Regions from separate parts of the Homo sapiens genome. Here region 2 is linked to region 1. The links are chromatin contacts, found by Hi-C or POLR2A ChIA-PET in ENCODE. All regions are on one chromosome and are shown on one strand. The core of a region is the stretch at or near the end of the contact, and the rest is flanking DNA. Distances in the headings are between cores, read along the strand shown. Region 1 holds the start of PHB2 (prohibitin 2). Region 2 has its middle 25 kb from the start of SLC2A3.

Region 1 (2,891 bases), core at 129-2,628:
AATACACGTCAGGGAGGAGACAGTAAAAAGCACGCAAACACAGTGTGTTCAGAATTTGCTGCTTTGACCCCAGGAGGCAGGTATTTTTGTTACAGCTCTTGCAGATGTGGAAAGAGGCCTAAAGGCCTGACACTACCATATTCCCCTGGGGTTTCTTGCCAGCTACCTTGATCATCCCACCTGCCATGTGATTACCAAGTGCTCAGACCTACCTTTGGAGCCTGTAGGGGAGGAGATTTTTCGAGGTCTGGCCCGAATGTCATAGATAATGGGGTACTGGAACCAAGGGATCCTGGAGAGGACAGGGATAGGTATTAAGAGGCCACAGTTTCGGCCGGGCGCGGTGGCTCACGCCTGTAATCCCAGCACTTTGGGAGGCCGAGGCGGGCGGATCATTTGAGGTCAGGAGTTCGAGACCAGCTTGATCTACATAGTGAAACCCCGTCTCTACTAAAATACAAAAATTAGCCGGGCGTGGTGGCGGGCGCCTGTAATCCCAGCTACTCGTGAGGCTGAGGCAGGAGAATCGCTTGAAATCAGGAGGCGGAGGTTGCAGTGAGCCGAGATCGCGCCACTGCACTCCAGCCTGGGCGACAGAGCAAGACTCCCTCTCCAAAAAAAAAAAAAGAAAAGGCCGCAGTTTCACTAGCCTTGCCCGGTTTCCCCTCACCACGCGTTTTTTGGCCTGCTCCTCTCCACGACCACAGACAAGGAGAGATTCTCTTGTCCCTCTGGAAAACAACAGTTTGTATGCTGCTGGAGGTTCTCGCAGCACCCACTATCCTAGGGGCAGGGATGAGGAGGGTGGGAAAAGAGCAGCGTTGAATCCTGTTGCACGTCCGACTATAGCCACTGCTGGGTCGGCGTCAAGGGTGAAAGGTCAGGGTCAGCAGGCTCTGCCCGCCATTACCTGAAGTGAAGGCCCTCGGCCAGGATAGTGTCCTGCTGCACTCCACCGATCCGATTGAAGAAGATGGCTCTGTGCCCGCCTTCCACTGTGGGGAGATGGGTGGTGATCAGGCCAGGCCGCTGCTCAGAGGAAATGCTAGGCCCGTGGAGGGGCGCGGGGACAGGGCAAGGGGTTTGGGGGAGGGACTGGAAGCGTCCGGCGAGCAGGCGGAGGTTGCTCACCGGTGAACACAGATTCGCGCACACCGTAGGCCACGGCGCCGGCCCCCAGCAACAGCTTCAGGGCCGTGCCCATGCCCCGGGGCCCGGCGGGCAGCCGTCCCGCCAAGTCCTTCAAGTTCTGGGCCATGTCTGATCTTGAGGCCGGCGGCACTGGAGGTCAGAAGGGGGTGCCGGCCCGCCTCTACCCCGCTCCGGCTTAGGTACTGCACCCTTCACACGAGGGTTCGGGCCCGTAAGGCTGGCGAAAGAAAGGGCAGCGGAAGTGCGCTCCCTTTGAAACCCTCCCCCTTAGCCCACTACGGACCCGAACTTCGCGCACAGGAATCGCGCATACGGAAGTCCCGCCCCTTTCTGGAAGGCTGCCCTCCCAGGGAGGGCAGCGCAAGACAGCAAGTCATCTCCATTTCCTGGCCCACTTTCAAAATGGCAGCCGGAAGGAAATTTGTGATTAGAAGCCGCGCTGTTCTTATTTAAGAGCGTTAGCGCAACTTCCGGTATTGTTGCAAGATGGCCGCGCCCAGTGATGGATTCAAGCCTCGTGAACGAAGCGGTGGGGAGCAGGCACAGGACTGGGATGCTCTGCCACCCAAGCGGCCCCGACTAGGGGCAGGAAACAAGATCGGAGGCCGTAGGCTTATTGTGGTGCTGGAAGGGGCCAGTCTGGAGACAGTCAAGGTAGTTTGGGACAGGAAGTGGAGAAGTAGTAAATCGATAGGTTGGGACTCCGTGGAATGAGGGTAAGGGGCCCAGAGTGGATGTAGAAAGCAGAGAGGGGTGAAAGATGCTTTTGAAGGAAGGTGGCTTGGTTGGCTTTGCGTTGATTTGACATCCTGGGATGGTAGTACTCATTTTTCTTTCTTTTTTTTTTTTTTTTTGAGACGGAGTCTCGCTCTGTCGCCCAGGCTGGAGTGCAGTTGCGCGACCTCGGCTCACTGCAACTTCTGCCTCCCGCCTTCAAACAGTTCTCCTGACTCAGCCTCTGGAGTAGCTGGGACTACAGGCAGGTGCCACCACGCCCGGCTAATTTTTTTGTATTTTTAGTTCAGATGGGGTTTCACCATGTTGGCCACGCTGGTCTCGAACTCCTGACCTCAAGTGATCCGCCCGCCTCGGCCTCCCAAAGTGTTGGGATTAGAGGCGTGAGCCACTGTGCCCGGCCGGTAGTACTCATTTTCTTTTGCTCTTTTTGAATGATATTCTAGCCCTCACCTCCTTGCTTCCAATTGGTTTACCAGGATTCTGTGGTATAGTAGTCTAAGCAGAGGAAAGTTTCGTTCCTTGCGTCATTCCACATCCCAAGACAAGTTACTGGGCAGATGAGAAACGTAGTTATGTAGCCTAGTCTGCCCACACTTTTTGTAAGGGCTTCGTGTTTCAATTCATTAGTATCCATAGTCACCTCTCTCTAATATCCACCTATGATACACTGTCCAGACCTGGTTATTATTTAAAACTTTTACATCTGCATTTTTATCTATCATTCATCTCTTTCCCCACATGTAATAGAACCAGCAGTTCTCTATCTTAAAGCCTTGGGCAGTGTTCTTCCTCCTCCTTTCTCTTACCCGTTAGAACTAATTGAATAGGCCCAGAAGAAATCGCATTGGTTTAGAAGTCAGGCCAGGATTTTAATCTTCGTTCTAAATACACTTTTTTTTTTTTTTTTTTTTGAGATGGAGTCTCAGTCTCTACCAGGCTGGAGTGCAGTGGCACGATCTTGGCTCACTGCAGCCTCCGCCTCCCGGGTTCAATCGATTCTC
Region 2 (2,891 bases), core at 120-2,619, 990 kb after region 1:
CCAGGTGTGGTGGTGCCATGCCTGTAGTTCCAGCTACACCGGAGGCTGAGTAGGCAGGATCCCTGAACCCAGGAGTTTGAGGCTGCAGTGAGCCACTACCCTCCAGCCTGGGGAGCAGAGTCAAACCCTGTTCCCTCTTTATCTGCCACCCCCACCCCCCCAAAAAAAGAAAGAAAAAATAACATAGACTAGGCAAATACCCCCGAAAGTGAATGCAAATGTATTTTAGTGTACTCTTGAGGGGCGGTGAGGTGCAAACTCTCTTATCACAGTCTCAAAAAGGAGTACAAGACTCAGAATACAGCCAGATTGGCCTCCGGGCATTGAATGTGGTAGGAAGTGGGGAGGAAGCCACTGCAGAGGAGCCTTAGTGTGGAAACAGCAGGTGTGGTCTGCTTGCAACAGAGGTTCTCCTCCCACTTTTAGGGACGGCTCCTGGTGGAATCACAAAGAGCAAGCTCCTTTCAAGCCTGAGGCCCCAATTCCTTTCAGGCAAGGGGAAGTTAAGAGAAAGGGCAGGTAACATTAGTGCCTGATTAAGGTACTTAAGCAAAATAGCACTACAATCCTCAGAACATGCCATAGTCTGAAGAGACAAAAACTCTTCACCCTCACTTGTATAAGGGGTCACTGTAATATTTTAGCATTTGCCTTTAGCAACTTGAAGAGGAAGAGATGTGAAGTAGCAGCGGCAAAGCTCTCTTAAGTGAAAAAGACTCGTGTATTTTCCTTTTCCATACATTTGACACCACAGGCATTTAACACATTTTTAACATTCAGTGGCTGTTACATACTATACAGTTTTCTAGCTATTATACTTGTAGTAATTCTATGACCTGATGCATATTCTACTATACATACTTCATTTACAAGTGCCACACAATCTTTCTGTGTAGTGAAAAATCAGCTTCCCGGCCGGGCGCGGTGGCTCACGCCTGTAATCCCAGCACTTTGGGAGGCCAAGGCGGGCGGATCACAAGGTCAGGAGATCGAGACCATCCTGGCTAACATGGTGAAACCCCGTCTCTACTAAAAACACAAAAAAATTAGCCGGGCATGGTGACGGGCTCCTGTAGTCCCAGCTACTCGGGAGGCTGAGGCAGGAGAATAGCATGAACCCGGGAGGCGGAGCTTGTAGTGAGCCGAGATTGCGCCATTGCACTCCAGCCTGGGCGACAGAGCGAGACTCTGTCTCAAAGAAAAAAAAAAACAAAAAAAACCCGTCTTCCCTAATTTATGCATTTTTCTTACAAATAACACAAGCTGTTGACCTCTTATTTTTAGCCTCCCAGCTGAATAGGGCAGTTACAGAAATATTTGGATGAGGCGGGCCCAGAAACCAAAGAATTTCTTCCTGTCTGTATCTACCCTGTAGGTTAGCCCCGCCTGCTGGCGTCTTGCTTTTGTAAAAGGCTGCGTAAGCAAGTGCAGACGTGAGTTGCAGATCATCTTGAATCTCCGGAGCGACAAGCTCCATCACTCAAAGCGGATCAAATACTCTGGTCCCTTCTTTGTTCTTCTGTTTCTCTTCTCCTCCTATGGAATTTATCCTCCTGTTGATGCCACCGAGCGATACGACAACATCTTTATCTCCCTCAGCGTCCTGTTTTCCTTCATCCTCTTTGGTTCTTGGTCTGTTTGGCATGGATGTGCACAATCTCATGGGAGTGCAAAATCTCGAGTACTTCTTGCATGATTCAATGCAAATTTATTGCAGCAATACTCTACCTGTTTTTAAAATGTGTGCAACAAGTGTTGACTTCAGTGGCCTGACCCTATAATCCTGTAACTGTTTAAGTGTTCGGACATGGGAAGTTGCTTTGATTACAACCACAATATTCAAAAACTAGATTCCATGTAGATTTATTTATTTTCTTTATTTATTTTTTGGAGACAGGGTCTTTCTCTGTTGCAAAAAGGAGCTGGCTGGAGTGCAGTGTCACGATCTCAGCTCACTGCAGCCTCGACCTGCTGGGCCCAAGTGATCCTCCTGCCTCAGCCTCCTGAGTAGCGGAGACTATAAGCACATGCCACCATGTCCAGCTAATGTTTGTATCATTTGTAGTGACAAGGCTTCACCATGTTGCCCAGGGTGGTCTCGAACTCCTGGGCTCAACTGATCCACCCTGGCCTCCCAACGTGCTAGGATTACAGGCGTGAGCGAACCCCAGGTAAATTTTAAAATCCAGCTTAATTCCAATTACATGTAAGTGGCTGCTTTAAGCTAATGGAAAATAAGCAAGTTTATAATTTTTAAAAAATGAAATTCAAAATTAAGAGATAACCCATGAAATCTTATACCCTGACAAGTGGCCCTTTAAAGGCTGTGGACCTTACCTTGATATTCTCTGGCCTTCTTCCCCTAGATACTATTAATAAACAGCAGCAGACTAACGTAGTGACAACAAGAGTGAATAAGAAAGACAAATGGCCTGAAAAATCCACAAGGGGATATAAGTCTGGGTTCGTTTATTTATACAGATCTACTATGTTGCCAAACCCAGTTTATATTCTGAGGATACTATGGTGTGGTAGGAGAACTCCATTTCCTGTTTGCATAGAATTTAAATTCTACTGGGATGAGGCTATGTATTCATTTTTACGTTTTATTTCTTTTTTGTTGTTGTTCTCGAGACAGAGCCTTGCTCTGTCGCTCAGGCTGGAGTGCAATGGTGCAATCTCAGCTCACTGCAACCTCCACCTCCTGGGTTCAAGGGATTCTCCTGCCTCAGCCTCCCGAGCAGCTGGGATTACAGGCGTGCACCACCACGCCCAGCTAATTTTGTATTTTTAGTAGAGATGGGGTTTCTCCATGTTGGTCAGGCTGGTCTCAAACTCCCGACCTCAGGTGATCCACCTGCCTCAGCCTCCCAAAGTGCTGGGATTATAGG

The links. Hi-C counts contacts between places; a loop is a spot of excess contacts on that map. ChIA-PET counts read pairs that join two places held with the same protein, here RNA polymerase II (POLR2A). Pooled maps may share reads with other maps.
Region 2: a pooled map shows a loop between it and region 1 (4-fold over the local background). The contact joins the enhancer-like site here to the promoter of PHB2 in region 1. A Hi-C loop is called at or near these places in 6 of 50 pooled maps. POLR2A ChIA-PET finds 5 or more read pairs at or near these places in 2 of 52 experiments (GM12878 and OCI-LY7).

The regions. Positions count from the first base shown.
Region 1 is chr12:6,969,286-6,972,176 of GRCh38, forward strand. PHB2 (prohibitin 2) reads right to left here and starts at 1,379. Exons shown (of 10, transcript NM_001144831.2): 1 at 1,132-1,379; 2 at 911-995; 3 at 213-292. The coding sequence starts at 1,258. EMG1 (EMG1 N1-specific pseudouridine methyltransferase) reads left to right here and starts at 1,628. Exons shown (of 6, transcript NM_006331.8): 1 at 1,628-1,806. The coding sequence starts at 1,639. RefSeq lists enhancers at 1,303-1,905, 1,426-1,495, 1,586-1,765, 1,816-1,935.
Region 2 is chr12:7,959,487-7,962,377 of GRCh38, forward strand. No RefSeq gene overlaps it. Among named protein-coding and RNA genes, the nearest start is that of SLC2A3, 25 kb to the left of the region's middle. RefSeq lists cis regulatory regions at 325-450, 1,223-1,557. Within about 2 kb of position 1,370, at least 34 of the 41 ENCODE cell types and tissues checked have a DNase peak (open chromatin) inside an H3K27ac peak, as active enhancers do; they include GM12878 and OCI-LY7, where a contact is called at or near this core.